Regions from separate parts of the Mus musculus genome. Here regions 1, 2, 3, 4, 5 and 6 are each linked to region 7. The links are chromatin loops, found by intact Hi-C in ENCODE. Cell type or tissue: heart. All regions are shown on one strand. Region 1 overlaps Maml2 (mastermind like transcriptional coactivator 2). Region 2 overlaps Maml2 (mastermind like transcriptional coactivator 2). Region 3 overlaps Maml2 (mastermind like transcriptional coactivator 2). Region 4 has its middle 33 kb from the start of Mtmr2. Region 5 overlaps Maml2 (mastermind like transcriptional coactivator 2). Region 6 overlaps Maml2 (mastermind like transcriptional coactivator 2). Region 7 holds the start of Maml2 (mastermind like transcriptional coactivator 2).

Region 1 (4,000 bases), 400 kb before region 7:
AAAACCTCAGCATGGCGCCTGGCACACAGTAGGTTTATAATGCGTGTTTGTAATGATGATGATCACTAGAGGAACTGCAACTGGTCTCACTTTTTTTTTTGCTTCACTGGTGAGAGAATGGTAGAGAGAGACTAACGAACTTTTATGAGAAAACGCCTCTATACGGTGCCTGTCCGGCCTTGCCAAGGCCTTGAATGACTACAAAGCATATGCTAATGTAAAGGGGCGTCAAAGGCTGCTTCTTCCTGGATATGCTAAAAAGCATAGGCGCCCTCAAAGGCATCCAGACAAAGAGAAGTGGGATGCTTTGTAAGGACCACAGAAAGTGCAGCTCCGTTCTCATTCAACCCACCACTGCCCCTTGCACCTGTCCAGGGAGACTCAACAGGGAAGCCAGTGGGAGTCAGGCCAGCACCATCGCCGGCTCCCAAGAATGTGTGTGTCACTTTTAATCAGGGAAGCAGAAAACCCGAAAACACCATCGTGTAAAACTGATCAAATTTGCAGTATCGATGGGAATGATTAAAGTCTTGCCAGTAAGTCAGTTGGAAATGACACTCTCTCCTCTTCATCCTTGTTTCTAGGCTATTCAGGTTATAAAGATCAAAGGGAGGCGGGAGGAACAGGTTTGAACACAGATTTCAGACCCTGTAGTTTAAGGGCTCACTTCCACATGCAATTCTTTAAAGACTCCTGTACTTGCTACATTGTTACTAGTTCGAACTGCAACTAATCAGTAAGTAGAAACCAGGGCTGCCTCCTTTGGTCTTTGGTCTGCCCTCTGCTTAACACTGTGGCTTCCACCATTTCTATCAGAATGCTGTAGTCTTACCAGGTCAAAGTCAAATTTTACCTCATTTTGGGAGATGATTTGCCATATTTTCAAACTGGAGCTGGACATACCTAATAGCCTCTGTCTTTAGTTGGATACAAATCTGAACACAGTGTTTCTTTTTTTTGAAAAGCAGTTGCTTTTTAGACGGTGTAATTTTGCAGGCTTCTTCTCTGGCCTCCATGTCATGCTTCTCCATCCGTGACCATACTCTATGCCTTGACAGTATGTGTGTCCTTTGTGTACCTGTGTCTTGAGTGTTCTACATCTTTGGATTGGGATGACAACCTCCCCACCCCCTTCCCACTTGCTTTCCCTCCAACTCCCTCTGAACCTTCTGATCCTTGGAGGTTCTTCTCTGCGGCCATTTCTAGCAATTCCTACAGCACAGCATTTAAGCATATGCATTACAATAGCCTATGTATGTGGTGTGTGTGTGTGTGTGTGTGTGTGTGTGTGTGTGTGTGTGAGTGTGTGTGTGAGTGTGTGTGTGAGTGTGTGTGTGTGTGTGTGAGTGTGTGTGTGTGTGTGTGTGAGTGTGTGTGTGTGAGTGTGTGTGTGAGTGTGTGTGTGAGAGTGTGAGTGTGTGTGTGAGTGTGTGTGTGTGTGTGTGAGTGTGTGTGTGTGAGTGTGTGTGTGTGTGTGTGTGTGTGTGTGTGTGTGTGAGATCCATTAGGGCAACGAGAGGGGAAGAGGTTCTTTGGTTTGTAGCTGTATCTTCATGCTCTTTCAGTATTTGCTGAATATTTATGGTGTTTATAACACTTGATAATTAGGGCTGTTTCTAAAAAGTTCCTTGTATATAAAATGACTTAGTTCATCTTCCACATCTAACACTGTTGGGAATCAAACAAAGGACCTCAGGCAGACCAGGCAAACAGTCTATCACTGCGCTGCACCACCTGACCTCACGCTCCCTTTCAGTGTGGGTCTATTTACCCTGAACTGCTAGGCTTTGTCTCTTTTGATTTCACTGGACAGGGCAGGCTGAAGGGAGAGGATGCTGCAGTCTTAGGACATGGAGTTTTGGCTGACGTAGATGCTGATGTCTGAGGATGCAGAGGAGTGTGTACATAAATACGGAACCAAGGCTAAAGCTCTGGTGGTGTTTGGGGAAAACAACCTTGTGGTTCTTAAGGGATCAGGCAAAGATAGTGAAGTGGAAATTCATTTAAAATGTTATTTTGAAAACCATCCCCCATTCTGAGATGCTTTGCTTTGGGGGAAGCCAAATCTTGGTGGTGAAACTCCATGCTGGCCTTTAAAACTTTCCTTTAAAACTCATTTACCTCTAAAAATCAGTTTGGGGTTGGGGGTGATTAAAGTGCAGTTCACTATTTCCACCCCTTGAGGCTGGGAACAACTGAGCTTTCCTTTGCTTGCTTCAGATGCCCTGCTGGCCACAGACATTCCTGAACTGGGCAGGGCTAGCCATGAGGGCTGAGGACTCCATGTGCCTAGCAGATGGTAAATCGGGCTTTCCCCTGCTCCCCTGCACTTTAAATTCATACAGTTCAGTTTCTGTTGTATCCACTACATCCTCCTTGCTGTCACATAAGTAGAGGACTAGAACATGGCAAGAAACAGGACAGAGGACAATTTATCTCTCCGAGGCCAACAAGTGTCTACAGTAGAAGTAGAGAAAGCTTTACCGCATCAGCCAGCATCTGCTGCTGGAGGAGAAGTTGCTGCTTCTGCTCCATGGTTGGTCTCTGCAGGGTCTGTTTCTTCCCCATCATCTGCTGATTCAACAGGGACTGCTGGGAGTTCATGTAACCACTTCCAGTGTTTGGATTTGAGCAGGAGTTGGGACTTGGACTGGGGCCTGTGTTCTGGCCTACCACAGTGTGTTGATCCTGTAGAAGGGAGAGGAGGAGGGGAAGCTACTGTGAATTAAAGAAGACACGGGGAGCACAAAGATGAGAAGCTTAGATTCCAAATATTTTCATCCAGTTGGAGATCAAATTTGGTTAATGACTTGGACATCTGGAGAATAGCTTTTGAAAGCCATTGTTGTGTAACACAGCAAGCAGAGCAGGAAGGTGAACGGTGAGTATCATGGGATAAGCTCCCCCAGCCTCTTAGTAGTCTCCTCATTCCAGAGGTGTTTATGGAACCTCAAAGAAAATATTCAGTGATACCCTCAACTTCTCTGAAGCAAAGGCATCGCAGAGTGACAGCCATTTCTTTTCTCTAGCAAGTGAGTGTGCATTTGTTATTTCTGACCCTACAATGAAAATGGAATTCCCAACCATGTGTTTAAAGTTGAATAGCCATTCTGAACAGAAGACAGGAGGCAGGAGACATTTGTCTACTTACTTAGAGACTCATTAATTTCACAGCAGTTTATGGTAAGGGGACAACCCACTCACTGGCAATGATGAAGAAATAATGTCATATATCAAATAATATTGGACATTTGGAAGTTACCACTCTGATCTGAGGATCTACCAGTTTTTAGGCATTGATACATTAGAACTCTGCAAGGACAGCAGCTAAGCCCTCTGAGGTATCATTATGTCCTAGTGAAGTATGCAGAGCTCTGTAGTAGTAGAACTCCAAGAAGACTAGAAAACACGGTCTCCTTGTAGATTCATATCTAACCAAGGGATAGGAAATGTTCATATTACAGAGGCTAGGAATTATAAGTTCAGCTTGGGCATAGTGAAATATTCTTGCCATTCTAGCTCTCAGAAGGTGGAGGCAGGAGGGTCATGGGTTCAAGGCCATCCTCTGATATATAACAAGTTCAAGGCCAACCTGGGATACAGGAGACAATGTCTCAAAACACAAAATACAAAACACAGCAAACAAAAGATTATAAAATAAAAATTTAGAAAACTCTTCACCCATTGATGGCAGTGACTGGGAGGCAGGTTACTTTGAACATGTACCAGCTCATGTTCATGGTGCCTCTGGGAACCATGAATACACAGAAGCAAACAGTCCAACTCCCACTCTCCAGGCAGACAGCAAGTACTCAGCAGATCCCAGCAGGACTTTCATGGTGCTGAGTAGTGAGGAGCTGCAACATTCCTGGGAATTATCTTCTCCTGTACTCTATTACCTTCTGAGCTTTCCTTCTCTTTTTCTTGTTTCTTTTTTTGGTAGAAAGCTGTCAGTCTGAACCCTGGTGCAATAGGAAACTGGATCTTGTAGCATAGCAAA
Region 2 (4,000 bases), 210 kb before region 7:
ATAAAATACCTAGTCTGTCTAGCTATCACAACGCCACTGAAGTAAATCATCTGAGATGCTGTCCTCAGAAGGGTAGGCGGGAGTTAAAGTGCAGCCCTCTAGGAAGGAGCTGCTTTCCCCCCTCGTCTGATGAGTTAATCTTCCTGGGAACAGGATTATATTTACTCATCCCAAGAGGGTGTTGACTTGTCTGGGCTCCAGAAGACTCCAAGGACAGAGTAAGTTCTATGCTGTTCATCCCCACAGGAAGAAAATCAGCAGCGCTCTCTGCAGGGGGCCACTCCTTCTCTTGTGCTTAAAACGACAACTGGAACACTAGTACATGAGTTTAAATTAAGGAAAGACCGTCAAGAATGCCCTTTTCTCTGTAAGAGGATTGGTTGGGTCCTGGGATAAGATGTAAAGAAATACTTTTTAGTCCCAAGACAGAATCAGATGGGTTAATAATGCATTCAAGGGCTTTGCAAAGATACCTCAGATGAAATGACAAAGGTGCCCAGCTGAAAACTCGAATTCTTTTCATCCCTGTCTTTTAACAAAGAGACAATTGTAATATGTAAATATATGTATATAAAATATTATTTACTATTATGTATGTATTAGACACTCAGACACAGATACAGAGAGGAAAGAGAGGGAGACAGTGTTAGAGAGAGTCCATATGTGCACAATGGAGGTATTTGCATATCATTTTCTTGGCAATGCTCAGAGTTTCACGTAATGCAACATATGTGTAGTATGAGTAGTTGAACAATAAAGACTAAATACTTCCTTTAAATTAGAAAACAGTATTCCCAACACGGGAACTATTGGAGCTGTGCCCAGCTTGTTCAGTAAACAGGTAGGGCAGATGAAACATGCACTCCTAAAACTATTTAGGATGTGTACTGTGGTCCACATGTGATCAGAGGACAACTCTAAAGACTCAGGCATCTCCTTCCAGGTGGATTCCAGGGATTTAACTCTATTAAACTTGCTAACAAGTGCCTTCTATCTGATAAGCAACCTGCTGGGCCTGAAACATACTTTAAGTCAAGAACAAGAATTCTTGGATGCAACTTCCAGCACTTTTATCTGTATCTCACTAGACCTTAGACAAGTATTTCTCTGGGTATCAGGATATAGCACACACACACACACACAAACACAGTCACACTCAAACATACACACATACATATACTCACATACACATACATACACATAAATACACATATACACATAAACACACTCACACATATACCCATACTCACACACACATACACATTCAGTCACACACACATACATTCATAGCCATATGCCACACACTCAAATACATACACTTATGTGCACATGCACACAATGCACACATGTGCATACTTGTGCATACAGATATACATACATACACATACCCCACACACACACCAAACACATGCACACTTACATATACACACATACATCAGATACATGCACACACATCTAGCACACACACATATGTACATATACATACCACACATATATATGCACACATACACACAAATCCAACACATACATACATATAAACACATCCACACATATCCAGCACATAAACACACACAAATATACACAAACACACACATCTGATGCACACAAAAAAAGAGACACACATGTCCAACACACACACATTTAAGAAATGGAGGGAAGTCAGATGGCATACACCTTTAATCTCAGCACTGGAGAGGTTGAAGCAGGCAGATCTCTGACTTAGAGGCCAACCTGGTCTACATAGCAGGTCCCAGGACAGTCAATGCCACATAGTGAACCACATTCTCAAAAGAAGAAGAAGGAGGAAGAGGAGGAGGAGGAGAAGGGAAGGAGGAAGAGAAGGAGGAGGAGGAGGAGGAGGAGGAAGAGGAGGAGAAGAAGAAGAAGAAGAAGAAGAAGAAGAAGAAGAAGAAGAAGAAGAAGAAGAAGAAGAAGAAGAAAAGGAGGAGGAGGAAGAGGAGGAAGAGGAGGAGGAGGAAGGAAGGAAGTGGAGGGAGCCACACCAATCTCTCTGAGTTATTGTAAGAATTAAATGTGACAAAGGGTATGAACTCTCTGTAATCATTAGTTCCTATTTATCTCAAGTAGTTTCTTATCCTTTTGTGACAGTAGACAACAAAAATAGAGAATTTCTGCTGATATTGGTGAACTATGAACTCAGTTCCAAGGCAGAAGGTTTAAATAACCAGGCCGACTCCAGAACCGTTGATGCTGTTGTCTTCCAGATGAGACTCACTCACAGTCCTTAGGAACATGCTGTTCACTGTGTGCTTGCCTGCGGGTCCTGGGCCAATTTCCTCATCTCAAATAGCAGCAGTTGGCTGCCCACACTACCCTCTGCAGGCAGCTGTGTCTCAGTAGAAACTGTCAAACAGCTGACTCTAGAAAACCAAATTTTCCTCTTTAAGATCCTAATTGCATCCATTGGTAAAATAAAATAAAATAAAATAAAAATCAAAGTGCATACCTTGCCCTTTCATGGGAGCTGACATTCTGAGCTCAGGTTTGTTAGGAAGTATTAGCAGAAGATTTAGAAGAAGTCTGGAGGGCCACCTCGGAGATGGAGTAGCAGATAAAATGTTCCCAACACAAAGATGAGGATTGCAGTTAGGGATCCAACACCCACACCAAAACTGGGCAAGGTGCTTGCCTGTAATCCCAGCACTGTGCACTGCAGACAAGGACAGGAGGGTTCCTGCGGTTTACTTGCCAGACAGTCTAGCCAACTAGTGAGTTCAGGTGGAGACCCTGTGTTTAATATATATATATATATGTAATGTGGAAAACAATAGAGGAAGACCTCTGGCCTCTATGTGGACTCCTGACTAAACACACACACAGAGAGAGAGAGAGAGAGAGAGAGAGAGAGAGAGAGAGAAGGAGGAGGAGGAGGAGGAGGAGGAGGAGGAGGAGGAGGAGGAGGAGGAGGAGGAGGAGGAGAAGAAGAAGAAGAAGAAGAAGAAGAAGAAGAAGAAGAAGAAGAAGAAGAAGAAGAAGAAGAAGAAGAAGAAGAAGAAGAAGAAGAGGAGGAGGAGAGGTGCAGATGGGACAGGAAAGAGAGAGGGACAGGAAGAGAGACAGGCAGACAGACAGATGGAGTCAGAAACAAAGGGACAAGGAGGGTCTTCTTAGAGAAGTCCACCCCTGCTAGTCCCCTCACTTTTTTGGTTGGTCTTCCAAATGAAACAAATCAGTATCCCCAAAGAGATGTGTTTTCCTGTTTCTGTTTATGTGCTGGAGAAGGGCAAAGCTGCACACCTGCTCACCACCATGAAGTGGTGAACTGTCTGCATGGCAGAGCAAACGAACCACTTAAGTTACTATAACATTCAAAGTGTAAGAAAGGTGCTTAGTGACACTGTGTTTCCAACCTAAAAACCTATGAGGGGACTCTACACTCCCAAGACGCCTGAGAGCTATGTGACAATGTGTGTGTGTGTGTGTATCAGAAATGGCCGATGGTTTTGTTCTGTGTGGTGCAGAAAGGTGGAGGCAGATGGCCCTGTGCACGCTTCACTGGGTAAGCGTCCAGAGTTTGGCCCCCACCTGTCTGTGGCTTCTAAGTCCCTTCCTTTCCCACACCCACCACTGAGCACAGCCCCCACTGCCACTGTGCTGCTGTCGTCTCTCCTTTGAACACTTACTCTGTCTAGTCAAATAGGCTCATCCAGGTACAGAAAGCAGAGTCACGGGGTATGAAGGTACAATGAGAATGCCTTCCAGGCTTTCCAGGGTCAGACCCCACAGGGACCCAAACACTCTTCACAAATACACACAACAAAGCATAACATATAGACAGCTCTGGGAAACGAGTCATTTAGGGCTAAGGTAATTAATGTACATTCTGAGTCAGAGTTTCACACTTAAATTTCTAAAGGCGTGTTTAATGCCCTCTTAGCAGAGCCAACTGTGTCTGTCCGTGGCTGCGGAGAACATCTTCTTGGGAGTGCTTAGACCAAAGGAGGCATTGAACAGGGCTTCCTCTGCTTTTAGCTGATGA
Region 3 (4,000 bases), 150 kb before region 7:
CCACCAAGGGAAGAAGGTATTCTCATTGTGTAAAATGAGCCTGAAATCTGGCAAACTGCAGGTATTTGGTAGCTATCTTTTTTTTTCTTTTTGAGAATTCTTTTAATTTTTTTATTACTCTTTAAGATGAGCATGTACCATTATGGTGTTTACAGACATATCTGTTCTTACTGGCCCTCTCTGATTTCATCACTTCCTGTTACAGGCTTGTTACAGATGAGTTAGTATTACTGTTTATTGAATCAATTACTATGACTTCTCAATGTGTACAAAATAAGTACATATAAGTCCTGGTGCTGAAAAAAATGTATATGAGGAAATAAAGAAAACTAGCTTTTGTTTTGCCTCAGTTTCCAAGTCTAACCTTTCCCTGAGTCAGTCTATGTTTCATGTGTTCCAGTGATGAGAATACTCCACAGGAAGTGTACAAAGAGCTCAGCAGCCAACACTTACCAGCTCAGCAGAAAGACACTAACAGAGCTTCCAACAGCAGAGGGTATTGTCATCAGATAGTTTCCTAGAAAGGCCTCAGTCAACCTGCTATTGTAAGAGTGTTACATCACGGGAGGAAGTGAAAAGCCACAGCTCTCTTAAATGCATTTGATTAACAACATCTGCTAACCTTCTTTGTAACAAAGGACCAAAGCCAGAATACACATACACATACACATACACATACACATACACATACACATACACATACACATACACATACACATACACATACACATACATATACACACACACACATACACACACACACATAAACACACACACACACACATACACATACATACACACACATACACATACACATACACAAACACATACACACATACACACACACACACACACACACACATACATACACACACACACACACATACACATACACATACACATACACATACACATACACATACACATACACATACACATATCCCAAAGAGAAGCTGATATCAACTTGAGAGGCCCTTTTGGGAAAATTAATCTCCTGAAACCCCTGTGGAGGATGTAAGAGTAGAGATTATGTGAATGCCTGTTTATGCTTTGCTCCTTGGGTGGATTAATTAATTTTTGAAGCAAAAACTCAAATTTTATGCCTCACCAGTGGCCACAGTCTTTCTAGTGGTTCTTTGACAAGGCAATCCAGATTTTTAAAAAAAAAAAAAAAAGCTAAGAAAAGTTAATGTCATATAAACACATCATAGAAATATCTACTTTGATTTTTATCTTGTCTCCTTTTTATTAAGATAATTTTCCCCCCAATATACTGTGAATGTGCTTGTGATTGAACTGGGGTCTCATAGCTAGCTCAGGCTGGCCTAAAATATCCTATCTCCATGCGTCTGCTTCCCAGTGCTGGGGTTACAGACATGCGCCCCATGTCTCGTGTGGAATGACTTCCAGTATCAAACTGTGAGGGTCCTGACGGGCGACCCGATGTAAGATGATTTTAGAGTAATTAAGTACAAAACAGAGCCATAACTCCTCGTCTACCTTCGAGTGGGAGAACCTAGTGTCTGTGCCCTCTTTCAATGGTCTTCGCATCAGCATGCTCTTCTCCGTAGTTCTGGGATTTTGACTCTGTGTGAGGAGTGCCAATGGCTAAACTGCGGAGGGAAACCAAGCCTCAGTGCCTCTCCCAGAGTGTGCGGAAGGAAGGGCTTATCAGCTGAGTCACCGAGTCACTGGAGACACTGAACCCTGGAGCGCTGAAGCTGACCAGAGTTGCATATCTTTCTACGCTGGTGAAATATTTACACTAGACATTATAAATCTGAGTGACAAATCTGGGAAACCACCTGAAAAGCCACAGGAAATATTCTATCCTTATTCAATATGGAACTACTTCATGGCACAAAGGAAAATAAAAACAAAGGAATTGAAATCTCAGAGTAAATGTGCAGTGAATGAGTGTGCACATGAGTGTGTGTGTATGTTCCTGTGTGTTCCTGTGTGTGCATGTGACTGATTGTGTGCTTGTGTGTACAGGTGTGCATGCCCATGTGTGCCCACTGTGGCCAGAAGAGGACATTGGGCATTCTGCTCTGCCTACCACCCTCTGCCTTTCCACTTGAAGCGGGGTATCTCAATGACTCGGGAGCTGTCTATTTTGATTACGCTGGAGGCTAGCTGGCTCTTGGCATTAGACTGTCACTGTTTCCCACGTGTGGGTTTTATGTCAACTCTGGTCCTCATGCTTGTGAGCACTGTTACCCACTGAGCTACCTCTCTAGACCTAAAATATCTTTTACCAGGACCAGAATTCTGTTCTGTTTGGCTACCATCTAGAACAAGGTAGAAAGTACACCACACACGCCCCAGCTGGTTCCATAACAGAAACCCAGCATGCAATGGTGCAATGGTTCAATGGTGCACCACTGCTCACAACTCTGTTAGCCCAGTTTCGCACTGGACACCAGCACGAATGGAATAAAGTTTTGGCAAAACCTCAAAGGTATTTTAAAATTCTGTATCTACAAGTAAATATAATTTTATCACAGTGATACCTAAACACAAAGTCAATAAAACTTAAAAGAAAATACACACTCTCTGCTAAAACACCAAGCCAGTAGACTAAATTTTCAGCACATGATTTAAAACAAGTAATTTGTGTTTATTCTAACTTCATGGATGTGGCAGGGTATGCAAAGTTGGAGAGATGTTGGTAGGAAAATGGCTATGATAAAGTTGGGGTCTGATCCCTTTACTAAGCATGTCTGTGACCAGAATTCTGTTTTAGTCCTTCAATCTCAAAAAGCAGAATGATAGGAAACACTGGGAGAGGCCAGATCATGCATCTAAAACCTGGCTTTCTAAGACCAGAGCTTAGAACAACAGTGCTCTGTGGAGATAACTTTTTTCTCAACCCGTTAACTCTGTACAGGGCTGAAGTAGTAGAGGTGCCATTATTTAGCTCCTACTCTGTTAGCCTTCAAGCACAAGTACACTATTATATAATTAGCCAGCAGGCAAAAATCAAAGAGGATACAGAGACTTGAGTACTGTGGAGTACCCTTCTATTCACAGGCTCATCTTGAGGGTCTATGGAATCGCAACGACCTCAGCAGAGAGTAAATGACAGATGACTTTGTTCACAGATTTGAAACGCAGTGCTCACAGTTCTAATTCATGTATCCTGCCGCCCTTGTCAGCGGACTCCCTAGTGTTTCTATAAGCATCAGTCTTAAGTGTACACTGTGATGTATCGACAGTCCTCAGACACCTCTGGGTATTTAGTTAAGCTCATAGTAGTTAATAGATGTAACCAGCTTGGGATGGTTGTGAGGAAATTTGTGTAGAAGAAACGCAGGTGGAATGGAGAGGTGTGCATGGTGGCTTTTGGCAGAGTGTGTTTTATTTGGCATCTTGTATTTCTTCCCTATGTCCAACATCCTGTGCCTAGGACATTAGAACATTCTAATATTCTGACATATTCCTATAACTAGGAATACAACAGCACATATTCAAATCTCCTCAGCCTCCATTTTTTGTTTACTTCCAAGCATTTTTATAAGCAAATATCTAGGTTTTATTTTCACATATAAAAGTACTTAAAATGTTGGGAAAGAATCAGACCACAGATTCTAATTAAATTAATAATTAGAATCAGGCAAAATTAAGACCTCTGACTCCTCCCACTTTCCTGATACTTGGGAGCAGTTCACCTTCCCTCCTTTGACAAAGAATGGCCACTGACTCCCCTGGGGTCACCCTTCCCTGACAGGTGGCAGCCATTTTGTCCTAACACAGGGTATGTGGTCACTTCAGCACTCCTGGTGAATTCAGACACTCTGGAGACACTGGCTGCTTTACACCCATCCACAGCTTCCCTCACTCTCTGGCAATAACTGAATTCTGAGGGATTTTCGGAGACTCTTTCAACCCAGCAGAGAACCATCTATTTAGCACTCTGATGCTCAAAATGGCACCCTGGTGGCTGGAAGAGATGGTAGGGAGAACTCGGTTCATCAAATATCAATTGACAAAGCTGCTA
Region 4 (4,000 bases), 420 kb before region 7:
ATAGACTCATTGAGAAGTGGATATTAACCCAAAAGCTCAGAATACCCAAGATACAATTCACAAACCACAAGAAGAAGGAAGACCAATGTGTGGATGCTTCGTTCCTTCTTAGAAGGCGGAACAAATTACTCACAGGAAGAAATATGGAGACAGTGTGGAGTAGAGCTTGAAGCAAAAGCCACCCAGAGACTGCCCTGCCTGGGTATCCATCCCAAATACAGTCACCATACCCAGACACTATTGTGGATGCCAAGGAGTCCTTGCTGACAAAAAGCCTGATATAGCTGTCTCCTGAGAGGCTCTGGCAGAGCCCGACAAGTACAGAGGTGAATGCTCACAGACAACCAAAGGACTGAAGGAGCTGAAGGTGTTTGCAACTCCATAGGAAAAACAACAATATCAATCAACCAGACCCTCCAGAGTTCCCAGGGACTAAAGAACCAACCAAAGAGTGCACATGGAGCAACCCATGGCTCCAGCCGCATATACAACAGATAGCTTTGTCAGACATCAATGGGAGGAGAAGCCCTTGGTCTTGTGAAGGCTGGATACCCAGTGTAGGTGAATGCCAGGGTGGGTTGGCAGGAGTGAGTGGGTGGGGGAACACCCTCATAGAAGCACTGGGGTGGGGAATGGGAGACCAAGAAAGGGGATAACATTTGAAATATAAATAAAGAAAATATCCAATTAAAAAAAGAGAAAATGGGCGAGGGGGACTGAGGATAGGAACATCCAGGATGGCAAAGGGTCGTTGGCTGGGGTCTTAGGGTACCTGGAGAACCTCATTAGCATGGGGAAGCAGCTCAGGAATTTCTGGTGTTGGCTGAACAGGTTCTTATCAGTACAAAGGAAATTGATCCTATAATCTAATTGAGGCTAAGTGACATTCCTCATGTGGGGGCTTCCAACTCACCAGCCAGGGTCAGAGAAGGAGAAGTCCCAGTAATGAGGGGAGTACTCTATTACGTGCTGTGCCCCTGAAGGCTTTCCGATCAATGGTAGACTTTGACCCTAATTACCAGAGTTTCCCCACAGTTTTTGTTTCTGTGATTCCTCCTCTTCCTTTCCCTTCTTCATACTGGATCCAAACCATCAGGCCAATGCTAGACCGGCACTCTACCACTGAGCTATCACATAGCAACTTCTCCTGACCCTTATTCCTGCTAGCTTATTAGCTGTCTCTAGCTGCACTGTCTTGGGCTATGTGTCCCCTGCAACGATAGGTCATTCAGAATGATGTGGCCTTGGGCCAAATCTAGCACCATGCTGATCCTGCTGGGCCTAGATCATGATAGTTTGGTTTATAGAGAGCCATAATTACACCTACCCTGAGAGCTTGGGGCTGGTCTTTTTACAGTGACTATTAGATAGCTTGGTTGTACTGATGGCCATAGGAGCTACTTCCTTAGGTTGGTAGATAAATGCTGGAGACAGTCCTTTGGCCACAAAGGAAGACACTAAGCTGGAAGTACCTGAGACTCAGAGTTACTGGAGGCTGCAGTCCCTTGAGGAGGATGCAGACCTCACTACCTAATATGGCCAACAGTCTATGTCCTCTATCTGTGAGCCCTGATCTACATTAAAAAGTCTTCAGTTTGTGCTCCTGCTAAAATCTGCGTTGCTGAGTGCTTCTCCCCAGCAGGTGGCGATATACTCTTGATCAAGGTTCTGGAGCCGAACTTAGGAGAAAAGGTGGTGGAAGCAGCCACAAGTCTGACTTGGAGTTGCGTTAGAGTTCAGCTGCAGGAGCTTGCTCGCATGGTTGTGAAGGAAGGCCAGGTGTGTCCCAGGCCTGCTTCGAGGCTGGGAGGAGCCTAGGCATTGGGATGGAGGCAGGGTTGTAGGCTTACCTAGCTCCATTCTTCTTCCTTCCTTCCTTCCTTCCTTTCTTCCTTCCTTCCTTCCTTCCTTCCTTCCACTTTAATTTTTTTATTAGATATTTTCTTTATTTGCATTTCAAATGATATTCCCTTTCCTGGTTTCCCCTCCAAAAACCACCTATTGAAACCCCCCTCCCCCTGCTTCTATGAGGGTGTTCTCCCACCAACGCACTCCCCCACTCCCTCTTCCCCATTCTGGCATTCCCCTACACTGGGACATCCAGCCTTCACAGGACCAAGGGCCTCTTCTCCCATTGATGTCTGACAAGGCCATCCTCTGCTACATATGCGGCTGGAGCCATGGGTCACTCCATGTGTACTCTTTGGTTGGTGGTTTAGTCCCTGGGAGCTCTGGGGGTTGGGGGGTCTGGTTGATTGATATTGTTGTTCCTCCTATGGGACTACAAACTCCTTCAGTCCTTTCTCTAACTCTTCTGTTGGAGACCCTGTGCTTAGTCCAATGTTTGGCTGTAAGCATCCACCTCTGTATTTGTCAGGCTCTGGCAGAGCCTGTCAGGAGACAGCTATATCAGGCTCCTGTCAGCAAGCACTTGTTGGCATACACAATAGTGTCGGGTTTGGTAACTGTATATGGAATGGATCCCCAGGTGGAGCAGTCTCTGGGTAGCCTTTCCATCAGGATACCTTGTGCCAGGTTTCGGGTCTGCACTCTGGACTTTAGGATTTTTGTAAGGTCTGTGATATTAGTCTTCCTTAAAGCTTTGTAGGAATTTTTGAGCCTTCTAAGAGGATTGGTGCTTATTTCTCTTTCAGGGGACACTTCACATACAATTATTTTCACACGGGATATTGCTCTTGGACATATACATTTTAAGTATATTTTTATCTTTTGAGATTTTATATATACATACAATATATTCTATCATATTTACTACTCAGCCTTCTCCATAATTCCTCCAAGAATCATTTCTACCTTCTCTCCCAATTTCAAATCTTTTTTCTCTTTCCCATCCCCTTTCCCTCCTGTCCTTTTTCTCTTCTTCCCCTCCCTCCCTCCCTCCCTCCCTCCCTCCCTCCCTCCCTCCCTCCCTCTCTTTCTCACCTTCTTTCTCTACCCCTTCTCCTTGTTTCTCAATTCATGATTCCTCCTCCCTCCCCTTCTTCCTCTTTCCCATCCTTTCTCTGTCTCTCTTTCCTCCCCATGAATGCCCACTGATGGAACAGAGACTCAAACTCACATGAATGATTATTGTGCTCATATGACTTCAAGGTAGGGTTTCCCTTCTGTGATTCCAAGGATTCAATTTATTATCACTGTTCTTAGATGAGATCCTGTGAAATAGCAGCCCTATTCTGTTTTTATGTAACAGTGATAGGTTTCCATGGGGGATCTTGGTATTATAGTTCCCACCTGGAATAAGTCCTCCCTTGTACATCCTACACATTGTCACCTTCACAGTTGCCAGGGTGCAGGTTCAAGGCCTCCCAAGCCCATCTGTCAGGAAAAGCCACACCCACACTTGCTTACTTACTCTGGCTTCCAGTTCATCTCTGGGTTTGTCTTGTCTTTACTTCAGTAGTTGTATTTGCAGACACTTTTGTTGTTGTTGCTTTTAGAACAACCTTATTGAGCTATAAATTGAAGATCATAAAATGTATTCCTGTAAAGAACACAATTCCATTGGTTCATGTCTTTAATCCCAGCACTGAGGAGGCACAGGCAGGCAGATTTTTGAGTTTCCCGTCAATCAGGAGTACACAGAGAAACCCTGTCTGGTAGAGAGAGAGAGAGAGAGAGAGAGAGAGAGAGAGAGAGAGAGAGAGAGGAGAGAGTGAGGGAGGAAGGCAGGCAGGCAGGCAGGAAGGAGAGAAAGAAAGAGAGAAAGAGAGAGAGAGAAAGAAAGAAAGAAAGAAAGAAAGAAAGAAAGAAAGAAAGAAAGAAAGAAAGAAAGAGAGAGAGAAAGGGAGAGAGAAAGAGAGAGAGAGAGAGAAAGAAAGAAAGAAAGAAAGAAAGAAAGAAAGAAAGAAAGAAAGAAAGAAAGAAAGAGAGAAAAAGAAAGACAGGCACTTTTTAGCCGGGCATGTTTCTCCCCGAAAAGAACACAATCCAGATAGTTTGGTGGGTAAAGTTCTAAAAGCCAAACTCAGGGATGCACATC
Region 5 (4,000 bases), 360 kb before region 7:
CTCCAATGAGAATCCTCCCAAAGAGGAATGCTGATTATCTCAGAAAAAGAAACGATATAAATAAACATAATACAAAATTGAGGTGCTGGGACACAATTATAAATCGCTCTGCTTGACTCTTGCCATCTTCCAGGGCAGAGGCAGGTTGGTCTCTGTGGCAAAGAATAGACCACCAGCTGTTGTATGTTCTGCCAAGAGCAGAGAGAGTTATTATAAATAATCAGCAGCAGTATGTCCTTTGGGGCTGGGCAGTGTGTGTGTGTGTGTGTGTGTGTGTGTGTCTGGAAATAGAGGGTGCTAGAGGGATGGAGGCAGGGCCAACATGGCAGAGGATGAGCTAGAAGTTTTTCTGTGTACCTAGGCTCCTATTACATCACAGGGGCAGTTATGTAATGTGCCTCCGTTTATAACCAGAATGGAAGTAAAGGGAGCATCTTCATTAGCAGTGACACAGCGTAAGTCACGTGGATAGGCCATCAGTGTGCTTGTGGGCATCTTCCCTTCCCTTCTGCATCTGTCTGCATTTTGTTAACTCCTTGCCTCCTTTTGGGCATACATGTGTGTTTTTAAAGTGGAAGCAGAGACAGAGCTTGGTGCCCTGCTTTTAAGGTCTCCTCACAGAAGAAATGTATGGTGTTGATTTTACAATTTTATATCCTATCATAAGGTCCCTTTTAAAAAGGAACTATAGTAGCAACACGTAGGTCTCCCAACATTTCCCTGTGACAGATTCACCCACCCCATGAGCCTTTGTAGCCAGATGCAGGCCATAGTTCCTCACTTCATTTTTTTCAGGCCATTCTTCTGAACATGGAGAAATACCATCCTGCTCAAATCTAATTCTAAGCTGTAACTCAACTCAGGTATATGTTAGAGGGATGCTGCCCAGGAAAGACAAATAATTAGTGTCTGATATTTAAAATTCACGTGTGTGTGTGTGTGTGTGTGTGTGTTCCTGAGTGTGACTGTTTTGCTCTGTGAACCTGGAGTTTCCTGATCTGGTGAACCTGGCTGACTAGAGATCCATCTGTCTCTGCCTCTGTAGCCCTGGCATCCTAAGAGTATGCCACCATGCCTAGCTTTTCCTGTGGGTTCTAGCTCGGGTCCTTACCAGTTAAACATTTTTTCCTGGCTCTGTTTTCTTTTTTTAAATTACATTTTTAGCAGTTTACATTCAGACAGTAACATTTATCTTCATGTCTAACAAGTGGGAAGATTGAGTCTCCAAAACGTGAAATGATTTATTCAACCAGCTAAGGAAACCCAAGGCGGGGCCAGGCTTAACAGGTATTCCAGCCAATATGACTATAATAGAAAATTCTAAGACAGATCTACAAAGGCTTTATCATATAGTTCCCTAACAGGAGCAGTGTGGAGAAAATGGAGTTCAAGTCTCAGAGGAAGGAACCTCTGCTTAGCCTGTATTGATGTTTTACACATTGTTTCACTTTTATGTTTGCCCTTTATGCCCACAGAAGCCCATTCCCCCTCCCCACATTCGCTCTCTCTATTTTTTTACATTGCCCCTAGCTTTAATTTTAGAAGCCTTTGAGTGCATCTTTGTGGATTTATTCCTTCTTGAAACAGGAGCAGGAATTTTACCTGTGTTCCCATGCCTTCAAACTAAATGACAAATTCTGGGATCTAACACTGAGCACAGATAGCAAAGACAAGATTGATTCTAATCCGAAAAATAAAGTTCAAATATTGACACTTTACGGTTAGAGAGTTTCCAATCTACCTGGGGCCATGGAAGTAGAGTTTACTTAATTTAGCTATCAGGCTGTTCATTGTGTTTTCTGGCCCTATAAATTTGTGTTGTAGTATCTTGAATATCCAGCAGATGGCATCTGCTCCAAAACTCAAAAATTCCATTTCCATAGTATGGCAAGCAGGGAATAGACACATAGAAGCCTCTCTCTTCATCGACTTCTCCACTCACTACCAAGAAAGGGCTTCTGGAACACTGAGGGTAGAAAATACAGCTACTGCATGGTGAGAGCTATTCTCTGTCCATACCTGTAGACCTCAGTAATTTGTAAGGGAAATAGAATTAGAATAAATCCTGATGAATCTCCCAAACGGACAACTATCAGTTTCAGTTATTTTACTAAGTGAGATAAGAGAGCAATCTTAGTGTCAGAGTGGTGGGTGTGTGTGCTAATCTCAAACCTCCCACCAAAGAGAGACAGGCAAAGGCAGCACAGTATAACATTTTCAAATCGGAGCCAGCTCCTCCAAGAAGCAAGGACACAGCCCCATGACAGATGCCTTCTCACGGATGTGAGGAGACGGATACGGAATGTGATTGAATGACTTCTAATGTTTCACGACACCTTTGCTCCATAGCTTTGAAAAGCTTACACATGAACACACTGATCCCTATCCAGATGAGCCAGGGGCCCCATCCTTTTGTGTCAAGCACAAAGAGGAAGGCGAGTGCAGCAGAGACAGAGACAAAGGAACAGCCTGTGCAACCAAGCGCTGAACATGATTTAAACAGCCAACTTAGTAAACATCAATTCTCAGGCTGTATTCTGTGAATTGGAGTCAACCTCCAAAGGAAATGCAGGCTTACACTGAAAGGATTGCTTCTGCTAAGACAATGCAAAGTCGCATCTTTGTGCCGTAAGTCATCTCCCTGAAAGATGCTGACAAGACAAAGGCCTCAAAGTGAAAAGGTGAAACCGGCTCATTTGAAAAAGGGAAAAAGGAACCGCATTAGAGCTTCTTTGTTTAACACTCTGGTACCCGTGTTTTGTATTGTCAGAGATCAGTGTGCCTTTGAGGAGAGAGAGGGCTTAGAAATGGAGAGAATGTGCGGCTTGCTGTGTGACTTTCTATGAATCACTTTCTCACCCTGGACATAAAGTTTCCATTCTGGTCACATAAGAGGGTGGGAGCAAATGATTGCTGTGTTTTCCACATGGTTATGATGAAGCTCCCTCCTCACATTCACACATAAGTGAGAGTCTGAAGACTGGGTGGTAGAGGCTTGGAGAAGTGGGGACCAGTGCTGGCCCATCAAAATGGAACCGTGGGGAAGGCACTGCACATGAAACTATCTCGGAATCCTTTGAGCCTCTCATTTGGATGGTTGTTTTCTAAGAATACAATAGAAGCTCTGGTTTGGAAGTCAAAGCCCCAGAAAGGAAATACATTTTGTCTTAAACGTTAATAATGTTAACGCTTGAGAATCATGTGCACTTTGACCACTTCCTTTTTTACACGCAGCAGGGTCCAAGGATATTTCTTTTTTTGTTGTTTGTTTGTTTGTTTTTGTTTTTCGAGATAGGGTTTCTCTGTATAGCCCTGGCTGTCCTGGAACTCACTTTGTAGACCAGGCTGGCCTCAAACTCAGAAATCCACCTGCCTCTGCCTCCCGAATGCTGGGATTAAAGGCATGCACCACCACCGCCCAGCTCCAAGGATATTTCTAAGACTGGAATTTTGAGTTGCCTGACATCTCCTGCCTCAGTCACAGTCAAACACACAATATATTTCCTCAGAAGTGTGGACTTAGAACATTTGAACTTAAGGCTGAGTGTGTACAGAACCTGTAGAATGTATCTTTGACCTCTTGGCTTCTGGAGACACACATTTCCTTTGTTTATTCACAAGTCTACTTTATTCTCCCCTCAGATTTAATTATTTTCCAGTTCTCATTTGCATATGTGTAGGCTACCATCCATTCACAATCTGCTGAGACCTACACGTGGGAGGCACAAAGCTTCCCATTCCATAAAAGGACTGGATACCATGGACAAGCCACTTCCCCTGCAGTGCTCTCAGAGAGCCCTGCCCTGCCCTAGCAAGTGTGCTGGAGATGAAGTATGCCATTTGGTGTGTGCATCTACATCTTCAGCATGCCATTGTGTACCAGATACAGCAGAGAAATGGGATCATTCTATTAGACACCCGTAGTCTGTTGGGACTGGGAGGGACATTACAGAACCAACTAAAGTTACCCTTCAGTTTACATGTGAGAGAAATGAATCTC
Region 6 (4,000 bases), 280 kb before region 7:
TTGCTGCTCAAAATTCTAATATTTGAGGGCTGAGGGGGTAGCTTAGTTGGTGTGATGCTTGCTCTGTAAGAGTTCAGATTCTCAGCACCAATGTAGAAAGCCTGCTGTGATACTGTGTGCCTGTAATCTCTGAGCTAGAGTCAGGCTCAGGAGGATCCCAGGGCTCACAGGCCAGCCCCAGGTTCAGTGGGAGACCCTGTCTCAAAAAGCAGGATGGGACAGTGATTGAGAGAGACACCTGACATCAATCTTGGTGTTTCCCATGCACAAATACACATGCAAGTGCAAGAATGTGAGAGTGCACACTCACACGCACGCGCGCGCGCGCACACACACACACACACTTTCTTGTACACATTTTGTACTTTTTAGACTCAAACAATGAGCATAGCGATCACTTTCAAATTAGAAGGAGGTCATTGTCCTGTCATTTAATCATAATCTCCAGCTCCCTGTTGCTCCTCTGAAAACCATGCTTCTCTTAAATTACATTTCTTGGGGGTTGAGTGAGTTATTATGTGAGCCTTGCTGTCTTATTATAGATGTGGAAACAGGAGGCTTGTTGGAAGGAGGCAGCTTTCCATACCGTACTGACAATTTTTTTTCAAACACCTAACTGCACAACTGTACTGAGTAGCATTCTGGACTTCTTGTGAAGGAAGAAGACAGTGACTGAAGTGATGGGCTCCTGAGGCCTGAGTTATTTCATGACTGAAGGACTGAGTAAAAACGTATATGTGCTGCCAGTCTCAGTGCTACAGCCCATTAAACAACCTCGTGGAGGAGCTAGTTTTAGAACGTATGCTGTTGGGTGGATGCTGAGGAACATCACTAGAGGTCTCAAACTACATCCAATGATTGCACACAGAGAGACAAAACCTCATAGCATTGTGTAGGACACTTATTGAGAAGGAGAGAATCAGTGTCCACTGTACATGAATGCGTACATAGTGAGTGTTGGATGAGCCTCCACTAAGCCAAGAACAATGGATGAGAAAGAACAGGATGTGGGCTGGAAAGTAAGGAGTAAGACAGTGGGTTCCAATAAGCGATTTGTGCAAGAATTAATCAAGTCATCTCCATAGATTTAAGGTTCCATATGTCTCCACCATTCTGCAGGTATCCGTTGGATAAGATCTTGAGAGTCTCCGGACCTGGGAGTGAACTTAGTAATAGATTACCCAGCATGAAAAAAGTCTTGGGCCCTCACAAAGCCACACACACCTGATCTTGAGTGTCCTCAAAGGCGCATGTGTTATAATTCTGCTCCCCAATTATTGGGAGGTGATAGAACGAACGTAGTAGGAGATGCTTGTTTTTTGTCCCTGAGATGTCCTCCGAGGGAGCTGTGTGGTCCCCGTCTCCCCCATCTCTTTTGCTTCTGCAACCACAAGGTGCACAGTCTAGCAGTACCACCCAGTACACTTGCAATATGAATGAAAGTTCCCATTCTGACCAAAATATCTCAAACCCCTTATTTAATAAAAACTGGATCAGCTCAGTTATTTGCTATAGCAATGGAAAGCTGACTAACAGTCTCTGCTCCCTTCCACGTACCTGACTTTAGGAGAGGAAACACAGTACTTAGCAGCTGATGAATATTAGTCATTTTCACTGTGAACGGTAAGCACAGAATAATAAACTGGCTCTCAGTACCCAGACATGTGATGGGCTCAGGAGAGGAAGGTTTCTTCCCTAAACATTTTTAAGAGAAACTATGTGTGTTTCAAGCAGTGCTTTGGATGAGAAATTTACCCCTAGGCTCAGATATTTGAACACTTGCTCTCCAGCTGGTGGTGGTGTCGGAGAAGGCTGTGGAATCTTCAGGAGGCAGGGCTTCTCTGCAGGAAATGGCTCACAGGGGAAAGGCCTCGTAACTCAGCTCCACTTCCTATTCACTTCTGCTTCCTGAGTGTGGATGCATGGTGACCAACCAGCCTCTCACTCCTACCTTGGCACCTCTGCTGCCAGCTGCCCTGTCCTCCCTGCCAGGGTAGACAGTGTCCCCTGGAGCTGAAAATAACCCACATCTCCCTCCCTCCAGTTGTTTTTGTCAGGGTATTTTCTGTAGCAACAAGAAAGTAACTATGGCAGCCTGTTGCCTCGGTTCATTCCACTCTTCCTCAAGCCTGTGCAATGTGATGCTTTCCCCTAAAGTGCATGGTGGCACACACCTCTAATGCCGGCACCTCGGGGGGGGGGGGAAGCCAGCCTTGTTTTACAGAATGAGACCCTACCTCAGAAAAACAAGAAAAACAAATACAACAGAGGAGCTCTGTCACCGTTTTTCTTCTTCTTCTAGAGATTGGTGTGGAAAAGCAAAGTACAATTCGGAGCGAAGGCTGCCCTTGTGGCTTTCAGCAGAAGGCAGTCCTTTAAACCATCGTTCTTGGTGCTCTCTTAACCACATTAGTAACAGCCCTGTATATGCGTGAGCCATTTGATACAAATGATTTTCAAGAAATGCAGTTATTCCTTCACTGGAATAACTCTTAAAGCAGGTCTGAGAATTGGGCGAAGTGGTAGTTACTAGCCTTCTTACCAAGCTGCAGTGGAGCTTGGAGAAGACATGGCCTGTCCAGGGCCAGGACAGGAATCCAGCTTTGGCCAGAACAAGGCCCTGTTTCCTGTTTTGTCCCTCGAGACCTTGAGTGAGAGGGGAAGCAGCCAAACAGCTACCATCTCATTGCTAAACCCTGCACCAACTTGTGGACAATAGTCTCGTTAATTGCTCAAGATCTTTGGATGGGAAGCAAGTTGTATCCTATCTCTGCAAAATCGAAATCTCTGCAGAAACATTTCTCTCTCTCTCTTTGCTCCTCCCCCCTCACATATGGAGATATCGACAGTGACAGGCCAGATAGCATCATGCTGTCTTGTGTGGTTTTTTTCAAGGGAAGCGATGAGAAGCATCTGATAAGGCTGAGAATTTTCAACTGCCTGGCACAGTGAAAGGAACACTTGTCTAGGAGTCAGGACTTGTAGGCTCTGGTTGTGACTCTTCCATCTGTTACCTGCATAACCTGTCTCTTGTTACTTTCAACCCTACAACACATAGTCGTTTAGTAAATCAATGGGACTAACATGATGAAATCATGGTGTGTAAGAGTTTTTAAAACTATACACTTTCATGGAGATGAGAAAGATTGCCACTGGAGTGGGCAGTTTGATGATATACTGTTGAATCACATGAACTTCCAGTCCATTCTCTTAACCTCATTGTGAGGGGGAAGGTTTGGAAGTGTTCGAGACTGCTTTGTATAAAGCTAGGTATGATAGGAATTCTATCACACTGAAGTCTGTAGGAAATCTGCATGTTGTAGTTCAGCCTGGGCTTCAAAGTAAGACCCTGTCTCAAAAAAAAAATCATAGAAAAAATGTGTTTAAGATTTAGTACCATATTCATTATAGTATCATATAATTTCAGCTCGTTTTTGCCTCATTGTAAATATAAAACTTAAAGACTATTGCAATAACTGTTTATATTCACAACCAGAGGAAGGACAGAATTCATACTACAAAACCAACCCATATTTTTTTAGTACTTTCTGTCCTATAAAATGTTCTGTAAAATCATTATCCCCAGGTACTCTCAAATCTCAGAATGTCTATTTATGGATTTATTTTCCATGGCAGAAGATGTAAGCAGTCCTCAGAGAACTGTAGTATGGAGAAATAAAAGTCGACTGTATGACCTTATGTATTTATTTTTACAATTCTTACACTTAACAGTTCTTTTCTTCTCTACCCCAAATTTATAGTGGCCTCAGGAAATGATTTATGAATTCATTGACTCCTTTAGTCAGGTTTGTATAAATTGTATTGTTAGTCTCTTTAAAAAATGGTTCATTTATTTTTAATTATGTGCACATGTGTGTCTGTGTGTGGGTATGTCTGAGTGCAGTGACCTTGGAGACCAAAAGAGGGCACCAGTTACCCTGGAAATGGAGATAAAGAAGGTTGTGAGTCACGTGACGTGAGTGCTAGGAACCTACCTCAG
Region 7 (4,000 bases):
GGGCCTAATCAGAGTCAATATGCTAAAGCAGAGGGTTCTCAAGGGTTTTTCAGCTGTAAGGTCTTCTTTCACAAACTGTGGACTCTGAGCCTCTGGAGAACCCAGGCTCTTACCTCTTCACCCTTTGGGTGTAGTCCAGTGACAATGAGCACGGGTAGCTTTAAGAATGAGAGCTTACAACGACACACACATACCCAGCAACTTTTGAGGGACTGGTATCTTGGCTTCTTCATGGCCATCCATTCCATTCGAGGCCAAGACAGCCACCACTTTCGCAAAAGGCCACATGACTACAGCCAGAATCATAGGAGAAAAACAGGTGCCTTACCGCAAGCAGGGCTGAGTTCCGCTGGTCCCCCGGGGTCGAAGCTGGCGGCTGCTCTCGGTTTATCCCACCGTTATCATTACTGGTCAGCCGGTGCTGCTGATGGTGATGGTGATAGTCTGGTGGAGGTGGTGGGGCCGTGGCTGCCGCTTGGGAGGCCACAGGAGGGGCAGTAGGGGGCGGTGGAGGAGCTGTGGTAGTGGCAGTCGCGACTGTAGCCTTAGCATGTTTGCTAGCCTTCCTTGCCCCCTGACCATGCTGCACCAGGCTGAGAAGCTGCATGGTGCTCTCCCTCTCTCGGTCTGAGCTCTCAGCCCTACCACGTTCATAGCGTCCTTCACAGCTCAGGTGGTGCTGTCGGCAGACAGCAATGCGAGCCCGCAGGCGTTCCACAATAGCACTGTGCACTCTCGGGGTGACTGAGCCCCCTCCAAGGAGCCCCGCCCCAGAAGCCCCTCCCAACCCTCCTGCGGGGGCCTGCGGGGGCGCTGTGTCCCCCATCTTGTTGGACACAATGATTACTGCCTCTGGGATGGTGAGGTGCAAGAGGCTGGTGCTGGCTATTGCAGGCAAAGCTGGTTTCAGTGTTCAGGGCACATGAATAGAGGTCTCCAGAGGGTGGGGAGACAGTGAAGAGGGTGTGGGGGAGGGGAGCGAGTAACAAGAGGGAGGGGAGAAAGATTAGAAACCAATTGGAGAGAGGAAGTTGGAAACAAACCCTGATCAACTTACTCTAATTGCATTTGACAGCTCAGGAGAAGTTGGACGGAGTTGGTAGATTTTTTTTTCTCCCCCACCAGGCTGACAAGAGCCTCTAGGTACTTTGTAAACACAAAGTCTAGGGGACAGTTCAAGAATTCAGGGATTGTCAAGGAAGAGGCAGAAGCACGTAGCAAAAGGAATCAATAGAGTCATTACTAGAGATCCGGGCTCCCCCTCACCTAGCTGCTTCGGGAAATTATTTATAGGGGTATTTCTGCAGAGAAACACATTTCTCCTGGGGGCTGTGGAACCGGCAGCCTTCACTTTTCCTCAGGTTAAAAAACAAACAACAGGACTGTTTCCCAAGGCTCCCGAAGTCATGTTCAAACTGTGCGAAATCAGAGAAGACTATGTTGGTTTCTCCGTCCCTTCCTCTCCCTCCGGTGTTGGTGTTTTCTCCTCGGGGTGGGGGGACAGAAGGATGTAGTCCTCTCCCCAAAGAAGACAGCTTTTCAGTCTTAACAACGTCAGTAATTGGACTTCAGAACCATGCTCTTTTCTTCAAGCTAATCCAATCACCGGCAAAAGTCCCGATTCCCTCTTAGGTTTCTTAGTCTTAAATGAAAGCAGTCTGAAGTGGCTGGCTACTGAGCTCCTTCAACACATTTCCCCCTTTCCCACTTACGTTTTTATTCCTCTCCCCCTCCCCACTTCTATTCTAATACAGTATCAAGACAGACAAAGTCTTCTGAGAGTAATTTACAAACGATGGTCAAACTTACAAACTTCCAGCAAATTGCACCGAGTCATGTCCAGCCACTTTTCTGTCCAGTTTTGTATATTCCATGCCCGGCCAGTGGCTCAGAGGGTCTGGACTCCCAAAGGCAATGTGGCTCTATCTCTTGTAATGCTTCGCTTTATAGATGGGGCGGGTGGGGGGGGGGGAGAGAAGAAAAAAGTCGCTTGTATTTTCCTTTCTCTTTCAGGTCTGTTCCGAGCGCTTTCCTGACACCGACTCCCGCTCCTCGGACTCACGGCGAAACACAGGCTTTCATTGTGCTGCGATACGAGAGGGAGAGAAAGAGAGAGAGAGGGAGAGAGAGAGTGAGACAGAGAGAGAGAGGGAGCCAGCAGGCTGCAGATGGGGGAGGAGGGCGGGAGCTCGGGCTCCCTGGTGGAAGGCTGGTGCCGCTGCTCCAGTGAGTAATCGCAGCCAGGCGCCGGGGAACGGAGTGCAGAGGCCTCCCAGTGGCTGAAGAGGCATCTCTCTACCGCCAACTCTAGGCTCAGCCTCTGCCTGGGTGCTGCGATGGGGGGGAAGACTGGGGAAATTCCCCAGTCTCCTCCTAAGGGTTTGAGCATCTCTCAATGCTGAAGAAACTCCCAGACAGGCACTGTATTTTCCCCTTCCAGGCCCGCAGTCAGCCCTCCTGAGGACATGATTTTCGGTTTTCAATAAGCTGTAACGACACCACTGAGCACCCCCAACAAGAGCTGGGTGAGCACGGAGGAAAAGCTCATTAGCACAGTGAGGAAGTTGGTGAGTGAGTGCTGTGAGGTGCAGAGAGGGAAGCCCACCACTGTCTCCTACGGGGACCCATTGGTGGAAGTCAGTGAGTTTGGGCAACAGGCTTGAGCTGATGAGCAAATAAATCATCACGGATAAATAAACGTTTTATGAGGCTGATATTGTCCTTATCTTGAGAAAGGAAAAAAATCGTTTTCCTTTGAAAATTCACCAAATACAAGGTGTATTGTCAGTAGCTGTCTGCTTGGCAAATATAATATGCCACATGATTTCAAGAACATTCATAACAACAAAAAAAAAAAGGTTTTGATTTCTTATCTTCATATAGTGTGGCTTGTAAAATACTCAAGTAGATTGGACAAATCAGTGTGTACTTATCGATTACAGGGAATAAATTAAGATGGGCATAGTATTAGAAGCCAGAACCACCAAAAACTCAAGTGCTGTAGTTTATAAGTCATTTGGATCTGACGTTTCCAGACACAAAGCTTCATTTACTTAAGCGACTCTAGAATTTCAGCAGTATGATCCTGCTTCAAACGTGAACTATGGGTAGAAGCAAATAAAAATAATGTATCTCAAGCCTGGATTCATCCACAGTTCCATCTCCCGGGGGCTGGCCAACTTTAGCCCACTTTCACAAGCCCCAGGATGTTAAGTTGGAAATGGAGACAGGCACACTCAGACAGGACAGGGTTTGTCTCATCCAAAATGCTTGGAATTCAAAGTATTTCAGATTTCAGGGGTTTTGGATTTGGGGTTATTGACTTAGATTTAACCAGTTGAATATCTTTAATCCCAAATTTCCCCTAATCTATCATGTTAGCTCTGTTTAAATAATTCCATTCTGCAATATCTCGGATTGTTTTTGAATCAACTACTCCAGTCTGTACAACATTAGCCTTTTTTTTCTGAAACATCCTTCTCTCTGTGTTCTTCAAGGCCAAGTTCCTCTCCATTCACGTGGAGAAAGGAGCCATATTTGTTAGAGAAGAAAAATAGAAACAGAGTCATCAGGAATTATTCAAAAGTGAAGGCTTTTTGACTATCGTATATTTCATTTTTGAAAGCAGTGTTCAGTAGGCAGCAACTTCTACTAACTTCTACTTCTGTCATATTTAGCAACCATAACCAGTAAAAGACAACTCTGCAGTATTTAAATGTAAAACAGTGCTCACTCAATAGCCTGCGACAATACAGGTCTTAACAGTGTTGAGGACTTGGTCAAACAAACTACTCTTACTCCTAGGAATATAAATTATAAACTAGAATAATAAATTTGCTAAATTGAAATAAAATTTAATTGACATAAAATTGTTCAGGGTTTTAGGGTATGGCCTATTGTTTCAATTAATGTATACACTGTGGAATAAACTCTAGTGTGTGTGTGTGTGTGTGTGTGTGTTTTCTTTTAAGATATCTGAGTGCAGTTGTGTATGTGACCT

Evidence for each region. Peaks named below come from ENCODE experiments on the same cell type or tissue, not always from the same donor. Only the 100,000 strongest peaks of a DNase experiment are listed, where the experiment ranks them.
Region 1: a loop joins it to region 7, with 2.3 times the contacts of the local background. A loop is called at or near these places in 3 of 42 quality-filtered maps.
Region 2: it touches region 7 in a loop (4-fold over the local background); 6 of 42 quality-filtered maps call a loop at or near these places.
Region 3: it touches region 7 in a loop (2.6-fold over the local background); 3 of 42 quality-filtered maps call a loop at or near these places.
Region 4: a loop joins it to region 7, with 5 times the contacts of the local background. A loop is called at or near these places in 12 of 42 quality-filtered maps.
Region 5: it touches region 7 in a loop (4-fold over the local background); 16 of 42 quality-filtered maps call a loop at or near these places.
Region 6: it touches region 7 in a loop (7-fold over the local background); 5 of 42 quality-filtered maps call a loop at or near these places.

The regions. Positions count from the first base shown.
Region 1 is chr9:13,695,862-13,699,861 of GRCm38, reverse strand. Maml2 (mastermind like transcriptional coactivator 2) reads right to left here. Exons shown (of 5, transcript NM_001013813.3): 3 at 2,485-2,688. Among named protein-coding and RNA genes, the nearest start is that of Mtmr2, 51 kb to the left of the region's middle. RefSeq lists an enhancer at 1-1,892. In heart, no CTCF peak of the experiment used is centred here; no DNase peak of the experiment used is centred here; H3K27me3 peaks cover 229 bases.
Region 2 is chr9:13,509,469-13,513,468 of GRCm38, reverse strand. The region is part of intron 1 of Maml2 (mastermind like transcriptional coactivator 2); the gene reads right to left. Among named protein-coding and RNA genes, the nearest start is that of Phxr4, 80 kb to the right of the region's middle. In heart, a CTCF peak has its summit at 2,341 (motif pointing left); DNase peaks (open chromatin) are centred at 168, 2,278 and 2,648.
Region 3 is chr9:13,440,205-13,444,204 of GRCm38, reverse strand. All of the region lies in intron 1 of Maml2 (mastermind like transcriptional coactivator 2), which reads right to left. Among named protein-coding and RNA genes, the nearest start is that of Phxr4, 11 kb to the right of the region's middle. In heart, no CTCF peak of the experiment used is centred here; a DNase peak (open chromatin) is centred at 1,634; H3K27ac peaks cover 908 bases.
Region 4 is chr9:13,714,164-13,718,163 of GRCm38, reverse strand. No RefSeq gene overlaps it. Among named protein-coding and RNA genes, the nearest start is that of Mtmr2, 33 kb to the left of the region's middle. In heart, a CTCF peak has its summit at 1,634 (motif pointing right); a DNase peak (open chromatin) is centred at 1,643.
Region 5 is chr9:13,651,015-13,655,014 of GRCm38, reverse strand. The region is part of intron 2 of Maml2 (mastermind like transcriptional coactivator 2); the gene reads right to left. Among named protein-coding and RNA genes, the nearest start is that of Gm51666, 43 kb to the right of the region's middle. In heart, a CTCF peak has its summit at 1,828 (motif pointing right); no DNase peak of the experiment used is centred here; H3K27ac peaks cover 365 bases.
Region 6 is chr9:13,573,012-13,577,011 of GRCm38, reverse strand. All of the region lies in intron 1 of Maml2 (mastermind like transcriptional coactivator 2), which reads right to left. Among named protein-coding and RNA genes, the nearest start is that of Gm51666, 35 kb to the left of the region's middle. In heart, CTCF peaks have their summits at 1,803 and 3,890 (motif pointing right); DNase peaks (open chromatin) are centred at 1,911 and 2,631; H3K27ac peaks cover 1,151 bases.
Region 7 is chr9:13,294,890-13,298,889 of GRCm38, reverse strand. Maml2 (mastermind like transcriptional coactivator 2) reads right to left here and starts at 932. Exons shown (of 5, transcript NM_001013813.3): 1 at 329-932. The coding sequence starts at 826. In heart, CTCF peaks have their summits at 564, 785 and 2,271; DNase peaks (open chromatin) are centred at 809 and 2,249; H3K4me3 peaks cover 2,769 bases; H3K27ac peaks cover 2,734 bases.